Linked DNA regions of Homo sapiens: region 2 is linked to region 1. The links are chromatin loops, found by intact Hi-C in ENCODE. Cell type or tissue: tibial artery. All regions are shown on one strand. Each heading gives the region's core, and the rest is flanking DNA. Links, peaks and the distances in the headings are about the cores only. Region 1 overlaps DIP2C (disco interacting protein 2 homolog C). Region 2 overlaps DIP2C (disco interacting protein 2 homolog C).

The links. Peaks named below come from ENCODE experiments on the same cell type or tissue, not always from the same donor. Only the 100,000 strongest peaks of a DNase experiment are listed, where the experiment ranks them.
Region 2: a loop joins it to region 1, with 2.0 times the contacts of the local background. A loop is called at or near these places in 11 of 110 quality-filtered maps.

What each region holds. Positions count from the first base shown.
Region 1 is chr10:526,182-531,554 of GRCh38, forward strand. All of the region lies in intron 1 of DIP2C (disco interacting protein 2 homolog C), which reads right to left. Among named protein-coding and RNA genes, the nearest start is that of DIP2C-AS2, 100 kb to the right of the region's middle. In tibial artery, for the core only: no CTCF peak of the experiment used is centred there; DNase peaks (open chromatin) are centred at 2,067 and 2,560.
Region 2 is chr10:571,796-577,168 of GRCh38, forward strand. The region is part of intron 1 of DIP2C (disco interacting protein 2 homolog C); the gene reads right to left. Among named protein-coding and RNA genes, the nearest start is that of DIP2C-AS2, 54 kb to the right of the region's middle. RefSeq lists an enhancer at 1-495. In tibial artery, for the core only: no CTCF peak of the experiment used is centred there; no DNase peak of the experiment used is centred there; H3K4me3 peaks cover 608 bases; H3K27ac peaks cover 2,330 bases.

The DNA of each region.
Region 1 (5,373 bases), core at 171-5,170:
GCACACCTGTGCACGGCTCACCACTCACAAAGCCCACAGCCGCGTGGTTTCCACTCTGAACGTCCAAGTGGCTGTGGGCAGGGAGATGCTGCACAGCTGTTTCTATGCTAAATACTTGAAGGTGTGAATTTTATTACATAAAATTTAGAAAAATGTGTGTTTAGCATATAAATGTGTGCATTTATTTATGTTAAATACATGAAAACATGTAATCCAGGTGTTTAGGTTCATACCACTGTAGAGACTAATTTCTATTCATACAGCTGCACAGCTGGGGCCCAGAACCAACACCCACCAGCTGTGTCACCGTATCCGCTGTTTTTCTGTCACACACCAGCCCTACCCCACCAAAAAAAAAAAAAAAAATCCGTGGCATTTAATAAAAAATTCTTTTATGTTAGTTTTACATTACTAGAGACGACCTTGTGGTCCTCTTTGAAGAGATGGCAGCACGTGAAGGATCTCAAATACACATATGTTCTGGGTCTCCTGATCTAAGGACTCGTCCACACTGGTGGCTTTAACTGCGCCTATGTGGAAACTTCCGGAAGGCATTTGTGTCATGTCTAAGAGCAAACTGGCATTCATGCCTCAGCACTGTGTGCCTCTTCTTTCCTCCGTCCCGCCAGCACCATCTTCTCCCAGGGAACTGGTGCCGTGCTCTGAGGCTCTGTCCTGCCAGTCCCCGGCAGAGTCCCTGGTGCCATCATGGATAACCAGCCCTCCGCCTGTCCAGGTGCATCAGGCAGCAAGCAACTCATCCAAGTCTGTTTAGAAACCACACACTTGCGACACCTATAGGCCTCAGTAGGTGGAGGCGGACAGGGTAAGGGCAGCCGTCCTGGGGGACAGCTGTCTGCAGTGAGCCACCACACATTCAGTGAGGCTGTCTGGCTCCTCACCTCTACCCAGCCTCCACCCATCGCATCTGGCCTGGATTCTCCGACGCCTGCACAGCCTTCACCCGGTTCATAACTCAGCTCACAAAGGCCCCGTACCGTGCGAAGTGCGGCAGTGGGTGCATCTGCAGCTGTTTATCATCTCTGCATCTAGCTCCTCTCCCTCACAAAACAGCACCTCTGAAGTCATGGCCTGGCCTCCCGACCCTCCCCGCTTCTGGGCTTCTTGGCATGTTGTTCTGCTCCACACACCTCAGCAAATATTGCTGATTAGCTAAAATCACCCAGAAATGCCTTAACCTTGACTTCAGCCGCTGCTTTTGTAATTTTTAATATTTGTACTTATGGTGTGATTTGGGGAACAACAAATTTTAAAATTAGAGCAAAAAGATGTGGTGTTTATTCCCTCATTTCTACTTGCAACCTTGAAAATTCAAGTAGCAGCAAGAGTTTGTTGAAAGTAACTTCCACCAAATGGAACCGATTACAAATGTACTACAGAGTGTCAAATAACCAGAGATGTAAATACAGATGCAGACACAGATATAAAATCCAGTGGTTACACCAGATTGAGAAATGCTTGCCAGTTTGTAGGACTTCTAAAACTTGACATAAATGTTGGCTAAGGGATACAAGATGTTATGAGATGAGTGAGATGGTTGGCCTAGAACCACAGGCTCTCTCCTCTGTACAACAGAAAATCCATAAGAAAGTCAAATGTGAAAGAACCAGGTACCGCTGAATGGCATAATCAGCCATCCTTCCCGTCCCTGGGCCAGCTGCGGTGAGTGCAGCCAGTTGTTCACCAACATCCATCGTCCATCCTCCAGGCCACGGCTACACTTTACTCCCAGCTCCACGTAATTATGTAGATTAGGTAAATGATGGCCACTCTCACCCTAAGCCTCCCCCGCCAGCATGGCAATCACCCAGCCCCAACCACAGCAAGGACAGTCGTGTCCTTGGGAATGTAGGGCAGGTGTCTGGAAGGAACCTGGATCCCTGAATACCTCATGGAGCAGTCACCAGCCTGGAACATCCCCCCTGAAGGGTTTGCGAGAGAGAAAACCTCCTTGGTTCCTCAAGCTACAATACTGCAGAGTCCCTGGTCACAGCATCCTTACCTACCCTAGTCAGGAGCCATTCATGCCTTTCACCAAGACATAAAAACAAAAACGCAGTGGCACCGTCACGCACACCCAGAACATAGACTGCCTGCTGCCCACCCAGAATGCAGACCGCCCACAGCTCCCCCAGAAAGCAGACCGCCCGCTGCCCACCCAGAACGCAGACCGCCCGCAGCTCCCCCAGAACGCAGACCGCCCACTGCTCCCCCAGAACGCAGACCGCCCGCTGCTCCCCCAGAACGCAGACCACTTGCTACTCACATTCATCTTATTAACACCAAAAAGCCATAGTGGTGGATATCCCGGATGTGGACACTTAGTGGCTTTTTGCTGGAGATGCGCTTTGTGCACTTATCACACAACCATCTTGGACTCAGGAGGCGCTGTGCAGATGGCAGCTGTGCACGTCACAGTGAGTCTCACTCGCTGGACTCTCTGCCGACTCCCAGCATCAGCACCTGTAGGGTCCTCTCCTCCGGGAGCACGTGCTTGGATACCACAGTATCCTGTGGATCCATACAACGGTGCAGTGTGCCCCAGGAGCTTGCAAAGTACCACTGCATCAGTGCTTCCACAGGTGAGGCCGGGGGCAGAAGCCAACCTCAAGCAGTTACCATCCTCCGTGGGGCTGGCGTCCAGGCAGGAAGGCGACTCAGCAGCTCTCCTCTCACTGTGGAACTTCCTAGGTCCCCACATGAACAGAACCTAAATAACACGCAAGAAACAACAGGAACGAGAACACTACCAGCAGCTTCTGAGATGGGCAAGCTGAGCTGATCATGAGACACCTGACGGGGATGGTGCCAGAACCCCTCCCAGTGACCTGTGAGGACGGCGCTGCCGGCATCTCCCTAGAACCTGCCCAAGTCGAGTTAGACTCGAGGCTCCCAGGAGTGGGGCAGATCCGTTCAATCCCACAATCTGAACATTCTTCTAGGCCATCTCATGGCCCCCATCTCATAGATGGGAACTGGGACACTGCACCATAGACCCGGTCTTCCTCTATACCACACACCAGTACAGTGAGCACTTATGGACTGGGTATTCACGTAAAATACTGCTTAACTAAAACTTCTGATTTAGAAAATGTTTAATTCCTACTCACAGAGCTGAAAGTGCTCTGTCCTAGAAGGCAGCGGCTGTAATTAAGCTTGAGAGAGGAAGAAGGGATCAGAGTGGTGCCAAGTATTTAAATATTCAACTAAATCTATTCACCACGTTGCCATGCTCCTGTCACCTGCTTCGTTTTCCGTCCTTAAAAGACACAAAAGTTAGTTCTCAAAATAGACAACCTATTTTACTGTTGCTTAGCCATAAAGTAGTGAGCTATGTATCCAAAAGGGAGATATGGGAAAACAGAAAAGACAGGAGACAGATCCTAAACACCGTAAAACAGAAAACATCCACAAACGATCAGGGTGGGAGGGCAGCTGCAGCAGCACCTGGCTCCGTTGCATCTTTGTGAGCCAGCCACATGGGCTGGATAGCTCACTTAGCCACTGAAATTACATCATCTAAGATTTTTGTTGCAGTTACTTTGATAAATTCTCCCCTCCTGCTATGGAAAGGTTTAGCTTGCTTTTATTTTTTTAGGTGGAGTCTCACTCTGTCACCCAGGCCGGAGTGCAGTATTGCGATCATGGCTCATCGCGGCCTTGACTTTCTGGCTCAAGCAATCCTCCTGCCTCAGCCTCCCAAAGAAGCTGGGACCAACAGGCAAGTTTCATTTCTTTGCTAACAAATTCCTAATTCGCCACCACGTGGCGGGCCCATCAGGCCATCTGCCTGGACGTCCACCTTGCCGACCGGCTGTGTGGTCTCTAAGGTGGATGCACTCCGGTTGCCCGAGCTCTGCACACGATGCCGAGTCTCCACGCCTGCCGCCGTCTAAGTGACTGACAGCCCGGAGCATCCCGGACATGCCACCGTGAGCCGGGCTTTATTCCACAGGGCGACTTTGCTTCCCGTGAGGAGATGCAGCACGTGAGCACAGATCAAAGGGTGTCAGCAACTAACACATTTCCCAGATATTAAGCAGAGGACCAAGGGTTTTGTTCCTTATTTGCTATGGGCTTGATTCAAAACAGCTTTCTGGACTCCTGGGGACAAACATCTCTAACTGATGAGAATTCTGGCTTTATTAATGGAAGAATCACCTAATGCCCATTTTGTAACTGCTGTTCTTATCAGAACTTGAGGCCAAAGAAAGGGAAAAATAAAAGGGGGGCCAAGGTCGTGACACCCCAGTTTGTACAAGGCCAACCAGCCTGCTTGAGGGGGTGAGAGGAGTAGGGTTTTTAAACTGCTGACTTTTAAAAACATGGCTGTAGGCTGGTGCAGTGGCTCAAGCCTGTAAGCCCAGCACTTTGGGAGGCTGAGGTGGGAGGGTTGCTTGAGGCCAGGAGTTCAAGATTAGCCTGGGCAATACAGCAAGACCCTATCTCTTAAAAAAAAAAAAAAAAAAAAAGACTGTTACTAACATAGTAATGAAAAGGTTGATTAATACAATAAATTACTATGTCAACATGGCACCCCCTGCTGTCAGACGAGATGGACTCTCTGTGGCTACAATGAGGCCCAGAGAGAAATGCAAGCGGCATCACAGGGAGGAAGGTTGGCCCCAAAGCCCCACGGCACTAACTCCTGTACAGTTTGTTAACCAGCATGAAGTCTCCTCCACAGTCAGACAGCAGCCTGGTTTAGAGGAACGCTGCCCACGGGACCTTGGCAGACTCCCGATGCCGGCCGACCAGACACCCCACCCTGGGACCCTGCAGGCAGCCCCGACTGGACAGAAGGGCGTCGTGAGCATCCTTTCCCGCCAAAAGCTGCAGACCCTGAGCCAGTCTCGGCTGTTGACAGAGGCTGCACATAAACGTCTGCGCCCAACAGCTCATCTTTGGTCGTGACGCGCTGAGTCCACCTCATTTCAAATGTTACGCTCGCCCCAAGGTGAACACAGATGTTACAGGTTAACTCACTGCGTGTGTGCTGTGACTTTCCCCGTAAACATTCAGACATTCCACAATCCCGATGAGCACACACAGCGAACAAACCCCACTTTCCCTGTAAACGTTCAGACATTCCACGAACCTGATGAACACACACAGCGAACAAACTCCCGTGTGTTTAAATGCCGCGGTCTCCTCCCCTCCTGAGGGGCGTGTGCTTACAGTTCCCCCGAGACCACATTTCCCAAAGTAGACTGTTACTCTGAAAATAAAACCTTTTTCCTTCCTCTGTACATCTCATGGTCATGTTGTTAACAACTATTGCTACAAATGCAAAGAATCGAGGTATCATACGTGCCGTTCACCGAATTCCTAACACCAAAGGTTCAGGGCCCC
Region 2 (5,373 bases), core at 318-5,317, 46 kb after region 1:
GGGAGAGGTATCCCAGCCAAGAGGCCCTGCAAAGCTTCCCCAGCAAACCAGAGCAAGGCCCAGGGCAGTAGGGAGAGCACCGTGCTCATAATGTAAGCAGTTCAGCTTCCAAAAACTGTCCATCAACTGCGAATTATTTTGTATCCATGGTTACAAAAGAACCATAAGCATTCCGAAATATGTTCTTGGTTTCATGTTTGCGAAATCTAAGCAACATTATAATAAAAAATCACTGAATTCTGCCCGAGGCTCTAGGGGTGTTTTCCTCTCTGAAAGGAGACCCTTCTCGGGATTGAGTGACAGCCTTCGATCACGGTTATCCTAGTGGTAACAGGAGACTCCCTCAGCCTGCCGGGAGCTGGGGCCCTCGACAGCCTCATGGCTCCACACGCCAGTGTTCTAAGGATCACACGTGTGCAGACAGCACCTGGCATGTGTGCAGCAAGCTTTGCTAACACGCCCCAAACATCTCACTCATACTTGCTAACCACATCTCTTCTCTCAGCCTCCACAGCGTTTCACACTCTGCCTTTATATTGCAGTTAACTGTGCATCCTGAGCGCCACAAAAATTCAACTCCGTCCAGGCAGAGGGTTGCATCTTTCCATCACGGGGTCCCCATTCCAGCCAGCACAGGATTTGCAGAGTGGGTGAGTCTAATGTTGATGACACTCTCTCAATATTCCCATCACACCCCTCCAAAAACAAAAGAGTACTGCCAGCTTCTTACCGAGGTTGTAATGAGAAAAATAGTTTTCTATTATTTGTCACTTTTTAATGTAATACTTGTGAAGATGTGACTTTGTATGTACACTGTAAGCACTCACACGGTCAACATTCTGCTCTCCAGTGACTGTATTCACAGATCACAAGGACAAAACTTCTCCATAATAGACAAAAAAAAGTTTTTTAAAATGACTTCCATTCATCTGAAAGTCACAGATGCGGGTTTTCCTCCAAATGATCCACAAGCCAGCTTTAATAAACACGTTGGTGCAGGTGAGAAAATGACCCCTCAGTCTCCCTCCCCTCAAAGACCAGGGCAGCCAGGAAACTGCACTCTCCAGTAAATGACAGCCGGCGGGACTCGCTAAACAGGCAGCCGGAAGATTGCCATCTCGCAGAGAGAGACTTTCAAGACTCAAGATGTCCCCGCTCCCTGAATATCCTACAAAGGACAGGGCTACCCAACTGCGGACTGAGGCAGTAAATAAACATGTTTTCAGCAAATAGCATCATCCACCCACGAATGAGAGGTACCATTTTCATTCTCGGAGGGAAATGCTACAAAGCACGTACATTTTAGCATGTAAGTGAATTATTTGGGAGTTCCTGTGTCTGCTGTCATAATGCAGCATGTCACCTCAAAAGGCAAAGTTCTATAACTCACATCCAAGGAAGGGAAAATCATGCCAAGTTTTAGCAATCCAGTAACAACCTGATGATCAAGAGAAGCCTACTTGTTCCAGACTCTAAGCAGCAATATATTGCTACAATGTAATGAAAAAACAGGGATGATTAAGAAAATTTCAATGCTAATAAAAGACAAACATAACTGGATTTATTCTACTCTAGTTTACACAGAGCGCAGCCGGGCAGTTCACCCACATGTTATTATCGTTGCTGTTTTTCGGACAGGGTCGCCCTCTGTCAACAAGGCTTGACGGCAGGGGCGCCATCTCCACTCACTGCAAGCTCCGCCTCCCAGGCTCAAGCGATTCTCTTACTTCAGCCTCTAGAGTAGCTGGGACTACAGGTGTGCAACCCTCACACCCAGCTAATTTTTGTGTTCTCAGTAGAGATGGGGTTTCACCAGGTTGCCCAGGCTGGTCTCAAGCTCCCAGGCTCAAGCAATCCGCCCGCCTCGGCCTCCCAAAGTGCTGGGATTACAGGCATGAGCCATCACGCCGGCTTTTTTTTTCCTCTTTTCTTTTTAAGTGATTATGTGCTTCAGAGTCTTGTAGGTACTTAAAAAAAAAGAACAAGTAATTGTGTAAGAGAAAGAAACCATTAACACGTTTTACACATCTCAAAACTCACAAATGAAATGCCAAGAATAAAATGTATTTTATTCACAGAAGCAGCATTCTTCAAGTTCTATAAAGTGGTACCATGGACACACCACCACATCACAGACTAGAGCGTGACAGGACTGCTCAGATTCCAAACACGTTCTGAACGGTCCTCCCTGTCACTTTCCTCAACGGGAACACTTTATTCTGTCTTCTACTCAAATTAAGTATCTTGCAAGGGAGTTGAAGAAAACTGCATAGCAGATTTTAAAACTTCAATGCTTTTCTCAATTTTTGCCACGTTCTGATGCATTTTACTGACTACACGGCCAGTAAGTTTAAAGCTTTTTGCATCGATAAAGACATTGCTGCTTTTAGCAATAGGCTTTTTCTCTTATATACAAACATCTATAACTTAAGCTAGGAAATTGGGCATTTCACAAAGATTTTGCACAATTCCTAGCAGATTTTAGCAAAATAAAACCCACTGTTATCTTTCCGCAATTAAATAACCAAGGATAGGAAACTGCACGGTTAGAATAACCATTCCATTATTTTACATAAATACAAATGATAAAGTAGAATATGCTTTGGAAAGCAATATTTCAACATGCTAACGATGAAGCAGAAGACAATTCCTCAGCAGACAGCCTCATATGACGTGTGACAACGGAAGGACTCTGGCCCAAGCCCAGCTAAATGGAAACAGGGTACATGTATTAGTGATCGTGGTGGGGCACCCTGATAGCCACAGTCCAGGAAAGAACAGGTAACATCTTTCTTCTTCATGGGAAAACCGAAACATACTCAAGAGACCCTGATTCTTTGAAACACAATCTGCCCCAGCACTAACCTTCAGCTCCCATTGATAAAGTTTGCCATAACCACAGAGGTGTTTATCCAGGCCCTCGAAAATCAAGGCCATGGTACATAATATTTCCAAACACTCAATGCTGCCACTATCTTCAATGTGCTATGATACTAGAGGTCTTGTGCAGGACCAGAAGCATCGCAACGCGGTTTCCTGTTCTGGTGTTCAATGCTTTGTATGTGCAAAGCCTGCTGTTACAATTTACTGGGTTTAATGTGATTCGGTTTGTCACAGAAGAGAGCTATGAAGTTTATGTAATTCCACAGATTCTCAGGTTCACCTTCCACGAGTGACTGCTCTGCCCACGAGACAGCAGAGGGAAGACCCACGAAAGGCCTAGGAGATGCCAGGCGCTCACAAACTGGTATCAATCAGTCTGCTGGTCTTGGCTTCAAGGAAAATAGACAGAAGGAACTAAAGGCTCACTACAGCTAATATCACAACGTTCTCAACTTTACCTTCGCCAAAAACAGCGGAAAAGCAAAACTACTCCAGGGCATGATTCCATGCTAATCTGAAACATGGAATTATTAATACTTAGAAGACAAAGTTTATTGTGAGTACAATTAATCTACACATAAAACACTGGTATCGCAAAATCCAGTCTTTGTGATTGCTTTTATAAAAAGTAAAATTCTCATTTGAGGATCATATACATTAACTGAAGTTTTCAAATGAAGGGACTGGTAAACTTCAGGGCATATGATTTCTGCCATACACGAGGGGAGCAGTGAGAGAAAGGAGCTGGGATCAAGTGTGCTGAGGCCGTCCTAGGACTGAAACTCAGCTTCTGCCAAAACAAACGCAAAAGTCTCTCAACTTCGACAGCGAGCTCTGCTGAGAGTGTCAAGATGTTGAAGTCGCAAAGGGGCTTCTCCCTGCTATGGGCACGTGTGATCCTTGCAAAAACATAGCTCAGCATCATCAAAACCCAGAAAAGAACACAAGCCTTCCAGACATGACATCCAAGAGCAGAAGGGAGCAGAGTCCAAGCTTGCTCAGCAGAACTGTTCCTGGAGGAGAACAGCACAGAGGAAGTCATAGGGAGGGCAGGGCAAGCTACAGCAGCCTCCATCTCGCCGCAAGCAGGGCCAGAGCCAGGGGCACAGTTTCCTCCCACCCAACTAGGAAGCGCAAGGAGCCAAAGAAGAGTCAATTTAGGGTCATTTTCAGAAACGTGCAACAATGAGAAACAATCTGGTCTTACCTGCGCCTCTCCTCCATGGTAACAGCTGAGCTCGCACTTTCAGGATTTCAGTGGTTTTGTGTCTGTCACATCCCCCACCTCCTTGCAGATGCTACTCCTGCACGTGGGTGCCAGTCTCTGTCCTGCTCCTGAGGCCACACCTGTTGCCATCCAGCACAGTGACCAGGAACTCACCTTTGTCCGGGAGAAGCAAATGCAGAGTTCACACGCTCCTGTACGGGTTTGCTGACCAAGAATCTAACTACGCTGTCGGATTCCAGATGTGCTGGCACCAAGCAGAATGTCACATGTCCAGCATTTATAAATGGTATCAGTGGGGTTCTCCTGGGACTCCCAGGCAGCTGCAGAAGGAAGGGAGCTGTCGCCCAGTTATCCCAAGCCAAAGCAACACTGCGAGGCAAACGCCACAGACCACATCACACTCGAGCACTCACTGACTCTTGACAATTACTCATACGTGTGTTGAAAGGCAATGTTAAGAAGCGTTCAGGGTACAGGAGTCAGACAGGCCTGGTCTCAGCCATGGGACAGCAGTAACTGCCCACAAGTCCCGTATCTAAGCCCTGACTTGCCCATCCGGCATTCCTTCAGAAACAATGCCCACCTCACAGTGCTGCCATGAGCGCTAAATTAGCATGTACATACACAACCACATTCATTTCAATTGTGCTTTCTACTCCAATTTAATACAACCAGGTGCTATCATTGAGACTGAATAACCAATATTAAAACAGAAGATCAGGCCAGGGATGGTGGCTCAGACCTATAATCCCAGCACTTTAGGAAGGTGAGGTGGGTGATCACTTGAGATCAGGAGTTGGAGACCAGCCTGGCCAACATGGCAAAACCCCATCTCGACTAAAAATAAAAAATTAGCCAGGCATGGTGGCACGCGCCTGTAACCCCAGCTACTTGGGAAGCTGAAGCATAAGAATCTCTTGAACCTGGGAGGTGGAGGAGGTTGTAGTGAACCAAGATCGTACTGTTGTGCTCCACCCTTCCAGCCTGGGTGACAGAGCAAGATTCTGTCTAATAAAAAAAAAAATAAGAGGGCAAGATGAAAACTAATTGCCAAGGTCCACATTCCATTTACTTAAAATATAAAATTCATTAGCTGGTAGTTGATCCAGTTTTTTCTTACTTCGTTACAATCTTGTATATCTTTCTAACACTGCTCAGCATGTTTACATTTGAACACACCTCAAGTGTGACTAACAACAAAAAATAAAGCGCAGATATTCCATAAATGAGTAAGTTCCAGTATGGCTGCATCCTACTGCAAT